Linked DNA regions of Homo sapiens: region 1 is linked to region 2. A link is an interaction called in ENCODE POLR2A ChIA-PET data of the cell type or tissue named here. Cell type or tissue: PC-3. All regions are shown on one strand. Each heading gives the region's core, and the rest is flanking DNA. Links, peaks and the distances in the headings are about the cores only.

Region 1 (4,403 bases), core at 264-4,263, 120 kb before region 2:
CTTGGGACTATTCACTCTGTCGTGGTGCTATAATTTATCGTATGAGGCAAAGTATCCATTTATATACTGCCAGAAAATCCTCCAGGTAAAAAAATGAGATAAATATCACATTGTTTCCAAACATAAATCAATGTTTTCATCATTTAAACATGTCAAGTCTCTGTCATATACAAGACAAGGCAAACAAGAAAAAAAAAGAGAAATATAGCAAAACTCTGCATATCAAAAAAATTTAGAAGTGCATTTAGGGTATTGTAAAAGAGAAAACAGTTAAGTTTTTTCACTTGATTCTAACAGTAATCTTGCAAAGTGGATCATCTAACTGAAAGAGAAACAGACTACAGGAGATCCAAGTATCATGCCAAGGCTATACTCCTGGGAAGGAGCTTGTACTTTTTCCCCCTTTACCACAAATAGCTTATAATGCAATATGAAAGAAAATGCATGGAAGTTACAAAACACCTGTAAAAATAATGTGCCAGCAGGTGTAGGAGTGAAATTGGTGAAAGCAAGAATACATCTACTCATAGGCTTTTCATCTGTTTTTCTCTGTCCCAGAGTGAGGAACTTCAATAGAGTTGTGGTTTTCTGGGAAACCCTGACTATAGGTCCATCAGGAGACCCCTTTGTAAATTTTATTCTCAGGGATGGTAACATTTTTTCCCCACAGAAGACACCTGCCCACTGAAGACCCTGGCTCCTGATAGGCATAGAGACCTTACAAGGCTTTTATTTATCTAATGCTATGCAGCATCCAGCTGAGTAGTGTAAAAGAACAGCCATTTAGTTATCTCTCATGATTCTTTGGCTTGACTGGGCTCAGCTGGATTGTTCTTCTGCTCCACACAATTTCATCAAAGAGCTTTAGCCATCTAGGGGCGAATTAAGGTGGAATGTCCAAGTGGGCTTACTAACGTGGATGGCAGTAGATACTGGCTCTCAGCTGGGAGTTCAGCTGAGGCTGTCAGCTGAAGTGACATGGCCTTTCCATGTGGGTTGAGTTTTTCACAAAATAGCTATTGAGTTCTATTAGGGGCCATTTTGATAAAAACATTCCAAAAGGAAGTTGCTAACTCTCTAATATCTCAGTTTTGAAGTCCCAGTATGCCATTTTCACCGCTTTCTGTTGGCTCATCTAGATTTAGAAAGAAGAAAAATAAGTTTTACTTCTTGATTTGAGCATGACCATGAACATATATAGAGGAATTGTTGGAAGTCATCTTTGGAGTCCAGCTCCTATAAAAGTTGCACCTTTGACAGATAGAGAAGCTATAGATATGATCACCTCCGAATGCCCCCAAAATCTTCCCATTAAGGGACACTTGGTAAATATCATACATATTGAGTATAAAAGTGTCCTGTTGACATAGAGCCACAAATGACTATAAGCAGATATAAACATGGGAGACTTTTTGAGGAGTTGAAATTTTTATACTAATCTGACTGAGATGGTTACATACAAATTGAACAACCTCAATGACCTAATATTCAATTAATGTTTATATAATTGAAGCAAATCAGACCTTAATCCACAAACTGATATCTCCCCAACTTGATGTTTTGAGCATAGAAAACACAGTGTATTTATGTGTCTGAATTTTGTTGTAAAGAAAGCTGTAAAAAATCAGGCAGACTATATTTTAAGGTTCTAAGATGGATTCCTGTCAATCACAATGAATTGATCTAGACCAAAGCTTTAAGAGTATCCAAATAACATATTTGTGACAGATGGTGGAGCAGATGACTAACTATGCATTACGTTGGGGTCTTGCCAAACAGTCTTTTGAGTACAATCTGTCGAGTGATTGGAAATGACTCATGGATTTATACAATGCATTATATTTACAATGAAATAAGACAAAGAAATATCTCTAGATGCCAAAAATGTATCTTTTGTGAAGAAAAATTTTAGACAATGCAACATTACATACATCCTCATAGCAATTTCCTATTGTTATTTAAAAGTCATGACCTGAGGCTGCAGTGAACACAGCCTTAGCATTTTGATAAGACAAGACAGAGCCAGAATACCAAGCAAGTGTGAAGCAAGCATTGTCTCTGAACCAGACAGAGATGAGGGCAAAGGAAAGGGTGGGGAGGAAACAAAGAAATAAATAAAATTACTCATAGTGGATACTCTCAAGCAGGTCCAATCTCAAATCTGCTCTAAGAACCAGATGCTGTGCACACATAAAGTATAAGAAATTTCTTACCTTAATATTCTTAAACATAGCTGTGTGTAATGATTCTTTTTAAATATAGCCTTTTAGATAATTTGAATTGGTGGGAGAGCAAATTCCCTAAAATCTCGTCCTAAAATAGTCCTTGTCATTCCTGTTATTCAGGCCTTTGTTTGTTGGTTTATTCATTAATTATTTATTTATTATAGCACAAGTAGTTTAACAGCTATAAGAAAGTCCAACAAAATAGAGATTGTCATTAGAATTACTGCGGTTTTGTTAAAGATTAGGTAGGATTAGAGGGTGAGAAATGGCATTGGGTGGGAGAAACCTCTGACTCATTTTAAGGCTTTTGATGCAATGCAGTTGATTATAATTCCATTCAGGCATTATATACCAGGGAGAGGAGTTGGAGGGTTGGTAATTTAGCTATAGGAAATTTCTGCACAAAACCGACCCAATGAAACTTCCCTGGTGAGGTCCATCTGCCTCCTCCAGACGCTCTGACCACCAGGATGACAACATTCCCATTGGTCCTTCTGTACCCTGATCCTTATCCATATATTGCCTGCTCCCTCAAGGTGCTGTGCAAGTTAAGAGCAGTCTATCTCCATGGCTGAGACACACACTGGTTTGGCTACAGTAATACCATGTGTGACTGAGAGGTTGTAGGGGACAGCTTTATTTTAATACATCAGGTTTGCCAAGAGTATTGTGCCTCTTCTTCAACACAATCTAGATGATCTTAAATGTAATATGAGTCTCAAGGTAAATGAGAAATCAATCCTACATTCATCAATACCAGCAATTTACTACCCACTCCCCTCACAGTCCTGTGCAAACTCCCAGTCTAGTGGTGGGTGGAAGGCCACCATTTCATCAGGTCTCTCTTTGCAGAACTTTAGGCCTCATTTCAGTCATAAAAACAAAAATAAATACTGGTGACTTTGAGAAGAGTTAAGGCCCTTGGACTGCTGTCATACACACACTGGGGACAGGAGCCCTATTCAAGGCCATCTCACTGCTGAACTTTAGCAATTAGAATGACTTTAGCCACTTGGCCATTAAGTATGCTATTTATGGGAGGAGAGGAGGGAAGAATCCAGGCTTAACAAACTTTAGTAAGAAAAATGCCTTTATTTGTACTCTTCCTGCTGGAGATGCTAACAGAGCAAACTGCATCACATTTCCTCTTTCTGCCCCAGGCACTGTGCACAGTTTGCAAGTAAGGGAGGGGGCAGCTAAGTGCAGCATCTGAGTCCTCCACGAGGGATTCACCAGGATTGAATCCCTCCAGCTCCCCACTAGAGGAAACAAGTCAGAGAAAGATGCATTCGGATAGAACACTGGGCAGGTGGAAGGAAAAAGAGCTGATTCCAAATGCAATACAAGGTTGTGGTCACCACACGGGGTTAGCATTTGGTTCTGATTTGAACTGGAGACTGTATAAACTGAAGATGCAAGAAACCATACTCAGGTCAGCAGCTTCCACTGGATGGACCTAGAAATGCTGACTACCCTTTAGATAACTGCCCCTGAGGAATGCCACATAGGACGTAGGACTTGCAGCAAACAAGCTGAAGTTCTGGTCACTCTGTTCTTGCAGAAGAAAACCTTTGCCCCTGTGCACAAGAATGACTCCATTCTCAGGAACCTCCTCCAGGATGTAGATAAGATGATGACTTCCATTTGGCAGCTGGGAAGGATGTGAAGAGGGCTGAGGTCACAACAAGTGCCTAAAGTAGCTCACAGTCAGAGCTTCTGGACCCCTGATGACAGTCCATCCACTCAGAGGTCTTCCTCAACTCTGCAATCCAAAATAACCCCCTCCCTACATACTCTATCAAAATCATTTTCTTTATACCACTTGTCGCTATCTGACATATTCTTGTTTATTCATTTTTACTGCTTGTTATTTCCTCTCACTAAATGTAAATGTTAAGGGAACAGTGTCCTGTCTTTTTTCACTGCTTTCTTTCAATTTTTAGAACAGAGTCTGGCACTAAGTCAACATTTACTAAATTTTGTTTGTGTGTTTCCCTTCTATTTTTCTTCTGCATATATATTCACATACATTTGCAATTATCCTATGCATATAACTTTTTAGATTTTTTTCTACTAAATATTATAAGCACTTATGTAGCCACAGCTTTATAATGATACATATAAATAACTGCTTAATATTTCTTCTAGCTGAGTGCCATAAGTATACCACTATTTCTG
Region 2 (4,403 bases), core at 125-4,124:
TCAGATTTGTCAGAGTCTAATAAATTGTCTGAGGAACCAGATGGATAATTAAGGCTGAAGAACAGAATAGGGGTATTAAGCATCCCGTGGACACATCCCCAAACTCTGTCCTTGGAAAATTGGAGAAGGAAAAAGTATCCTTTTGTTGGCTATGAGTCATTCCTTTGGAAACCTGAACAAGGTAAATTTAAGTCACAAGCCTGAGTTTTGAGGGCAGAACCTAATAGAGCTCAAGATTTCCACCAAACTTAAATCTCTGCTGACTGACATCAACAAAGATACAAGCCACCTCTTCAGATTGTGTAACAATGAGAAAACAAGTGGGAGCTGTCAAAGAAATGGAATTTGACTTGCTTTTATGGAAGAAATTAATCAACCTGACTGTATCTTAGAAAAAGACAAGTGAAAGGTTGAGTCTACCTCTAACATCTTTTAAACTTCCTCCAAAAAATAGCAAGTGAATATAGGGCATTTCAATTTACTCATAATCAAATGAGGCTAAATGATTGTAAATTTATTCATATCAGTTTCTATACCAATAATTTCACTTTGGTTTTTATGAAGAAATGTCCTTTCCCCTTTTCGAGATAATTTCTTCGCCTATATCCTTGAGCCTCAATTCTGTTTTCTCATCTTGCCATTAGACTTATTCCATTAATATTTCTTTCTTCTCCTATGTTTTTTCTCCCCCTCTCTCCCTCTCCCTTTCTGTCTCTCTGAACTTCTCCATATTTTATAGCTAAAACTTTATTCCAAGTTTTAAAGAAATACACACATATATACATTTTGACTGCTTTAGGACAGACACTTAGGTAACTATCTACTTCATCACTCTTCTTCCCATTATGGCCTGACCACTTGGAAAACCAGTTTACTCATGACCTCCACCCTCCAATTCCCCATTCATTAACCCAACACACCACTGAAATTACTCTTTTCAAGGACACCAATCCATTTTACTCATGTATACTTTGTAGCTAATTAACGTGGACCTAGTTTCATTCTTAGTCTACTTATTTACCTAAATAAAAATGTCCTCTTTAATGCTCTATCTTCCCTTTGAGTCCATTGTGCCATGGCATCTAGGTGCTTTTCCTGCCTCTTTTTTTTTTCTTGATCTTCATAGTTACATTCTTTTGCTTTACTTTCCCACATAAATGTTGGTGGTACCCAACATTCTCTTCTGTGCCAACTTTTCACTTTAATAATCTCCCTGGGCAACCTCATTCAAGTGCAGGGACTTAACTATTACCTCCACCTTGATGATCTTCAAATAATATACATTGCTACTCAGCAGATCTCTTTCCTGATATTCAGAACTAATATCCAACTGCCCATATAGGTCATCCTGGAGATACTTCAGCTCAATATAGGTAGAACCAAAATTAAACCTATCTTTCCTCTTAGGATCTAAGTTGAGTACTGGCATTACCATCTGACAACCAGTCACCTAAGCCAGGTGTCATCCTAGGTTTCTCTTTCTCCTTTGTACTCCATTGATCATAAAGTTTTTCCAAGTCGACTTCCCAAAAAAGGTGTTCCATCAGTCATCGTGATTGCTTAACTGGGCTGTGGAACTCCTTAACGGATACTCCTGGCTTCATTCTTGGCCTGCTCCAATCTATCTTCCACGCCAATCCATCTTGCCTGAGGTTGTTCTATTGTGTTACCACCCTAATTAAATCTTTATCATTTATTAAGTTTGTAATCATTTCTTTTAAGGTTAAGTCTGTAGCATGCTTACTTTGGCCCTCTATGATATGGCTGCTGGTTACCTCTCCAATCTCATTATCTGCCTTTTCTTCCTCGGCAATTTGGAGCATGTAAAGTTTTGAGGACACGCCATTTTATTGCATGGCTTCATGCCTTTACCCATGTGCTCTTTGTCATCTATCCTCACTCCCCTTGTCTACATTCAAAAATTCTACTCTTCCTTCTCTCTTCTTGGATGCTTTCCTTGAATACCTCATCTTTGTCTGCCACTTACTACCAAGAGAAGGTTGAGCATTTCCTCTTTTGCATCTCCATCTGTTTTTATGCCCTATTGAAGTACCAATCACACTAAAATTTGCCAGTTATAGATCTAGTTATCTTCCCCTCTTTTAAAAATAGGATCTCTAAGAGAGAAACATTATATTTTGTCTTTGAGTCTTCAGCACCTAGCCTAGTGCCTGGCTCCTAGCAGGATGTTAATAGATGAGGAATAAATGGATAATTTCAATTTATAAATAGGCAGTAAGAGCTTAACAAAATGTATTAAACTGGGGAAATAATCATGAATTAGCACTCAGAGGAACTTACAGTCTAGTGATACTTATAAATCAAGTGACTTATACACAAAAAAAACACAACAGAAATTGATGGATATATTGTCACTGGTGTGACTTCACAGAATAAGTGTGTTATTGTTATTATCTGTTATTGTAAGTATCCAGATTTGCATAACAGATAAGATAGGAAGCAGTTACTTACTTTTCACAAACGTTACTATTTTGTTAGTGGATTTTCCATAGGATCTCTTGAAGTTATCAGAGTCTATAAAATAAAGAAATTCATAGCAAGTTTCTTACATACAGATTGTATAAGGTTAGGTACACCACACCTCATCTTCCCGTAGCCTAGCTCTTTTATTTTATCACCCATAGGACACTCAAGAGTGATGCTCAAATAACTTCTTAACAGGCTCCAAAAGTAAAAATCAAGTCAGGTCAAAATCAAAGGACATAAGGCAGGAGGCCAGTGGAAAATTACTTTCCAGGATTTAAGAACTGGCATGCTGAAAATGTGAAGCCAACATCCATTTAATATTGAAGCTGTTGCTTTACACAGGTTCCAGAGGGGTGTACTATCTGAATTACGTAAAATTCCAAGCATATTTCATTCATTCATTAAACAAATGTATTTAAAAGTGACTCTGTGAGCCCAGAGTGTCTTACGCCTATCAGAAGAGCCTAACTGCCCACTCAATGTAATTTGTTCAGGTTAGTCCCAGCACAGAAGAGCTTGGGGCCCTTGTTTCATGTTTGAAGTAATCAGTGTCCTCTTAATCTCCTAAACATGATTGAGAAAGAATGCCATCTTATTTCTTTTAGCTACCATCTTGCAACCTTCAAGAGAACCAGCTTTTGGCAATTACCTGCCAGAGGCTGGAGGAGGCAGGTGGATGGGAAAGGGGGAGATGTTGATCAAAGGGTACAATATTTCGGTTAGAAAGGAGAAATAAGCTGTAGTAATATCTTGCACAGAATGATAACTATAATAAATAATACTATGCTGTATATTGATTTCTTTTAAATTTAGGGACAGGTTCTCTCTCTGTTATCCAGGCTGGAGGGCAGTGGCTCAATCATAGCTCACTGCAGCCTCAAACTCCTGGGCTAAAGTGATTCTCCCACCTCAGCATCCCAAGTAGCTGGGACTATAGGTACATACCACCACACCCAGGTAATTTATAAAATTTTTATTTTGGAGAGGTGAGGATCTCGTTATGTTGCCCAGGCTGTCTTGAATTCCTGGCTTAAGTAATATTCCCACCTCAGACTCCCAAGATGTTCGTATTACAGGCATAAGCCACCATACCCAGCCTTGCATTGTATATTTCAAAATTACAAAAAGTGAACTTTAAATGTTTCCACCACAAAAAAATAAGTATGTGAGATGGATCTGTTAGTGTGATTTAATCGTTCCATAATATAAACATAAATCAAAACATCACATTGTACTGCATAAATATATATAAAATTATTATTGTCAATTACAATTTTTTTAAAAAGAGAGAGAGAGAGCAAGCCTAAGGATGAGGCAGGTACTGAGAAAAATCACAGATAAACAAGACCAGATGCTGATCAACTCTAGGTTTTACAGTAATGTGAGTAAATGAATCCCAGTATTGGTTAAGTCAGTGTGTTCTGAGATATCTGATATTTGTAACAAAAGTCACCCTAAATTAGAGAAAAAATAAGAACTAGATCATGAAGGACCCTTTAAACATGTTAAGGCATTTGACTTAAAGAGACTAGGAAGCCACTGAAAAGTCTTATACGGAGTAATAGCATGACTGTTGACCTTAATAAACTTTGACTTTCATCAAAGGGAAGATGATAATCTGAATTTTATAGTTTGGCTTAGTATTTCCTAAAGGAACTCTATAGAGGAATTCTATAAGTGAATTGATAACATGTTTGTCCATACATCAATAACAAGTTTTTGCTAACAACTCTCCTACCTAAACAGTATTTATAAACACTGCCAAATCTTTCCTCTTACTTATTAACAACGCCAACTCAGATTCTAAATAGCAATTATCAGGAAGTTTTTATGAGAAGTTCTCTGCTGCACCCAAACTGTAGAGTCAAGAGTCCTGGAGAACCAAGAACAGCTTTGGTCCTATTGTCCAGGTGGTT

Evidence for each region. ChIA-PET counts read pairs that join two places held together with the same protein. Peaks named below come from ENCODE experiments on the same cell type or tissue, not always from the same donor. Only the 100,000 strongest peaks of a DNase experiment are listed, where the experiment ranks them.
Region 1: POLR2A ChIA-PET joins it to region 2 with 5 read pairs; 2 of 35 experiments call an interaction of 5 or more read pairs at or near these places.

What each region holds. Positions count from the first base shown.
Region 1 is chr11:106,470,918-106,475,320 of GRCh38, reverse strand. No RefSeq gene overlaps it. Among named protein-coding and RNA genes, the nearest start is that of LINC02719, 340 kb to the right of the region's middle. In PC-3, for the core only: no CTCF peak of the experiment used is centred there; DNase peaks (open chromatin) are centred at 1,770 and 2,060; H3K27ac peaks cover 1,328 bases.
Region 2 is chr11:106,346,394-106,350,796 of GRCh38, reverse strand. No RefSeq gene overlaps it. Among named protein-coding and RNA genes, the nearest start is that of LINC02719, 220 kb to the right of the region's middle. In PC-3, for the core only: no CTCF peak of the experiment used is centred there; no DNase peak of the experiment used is centred there.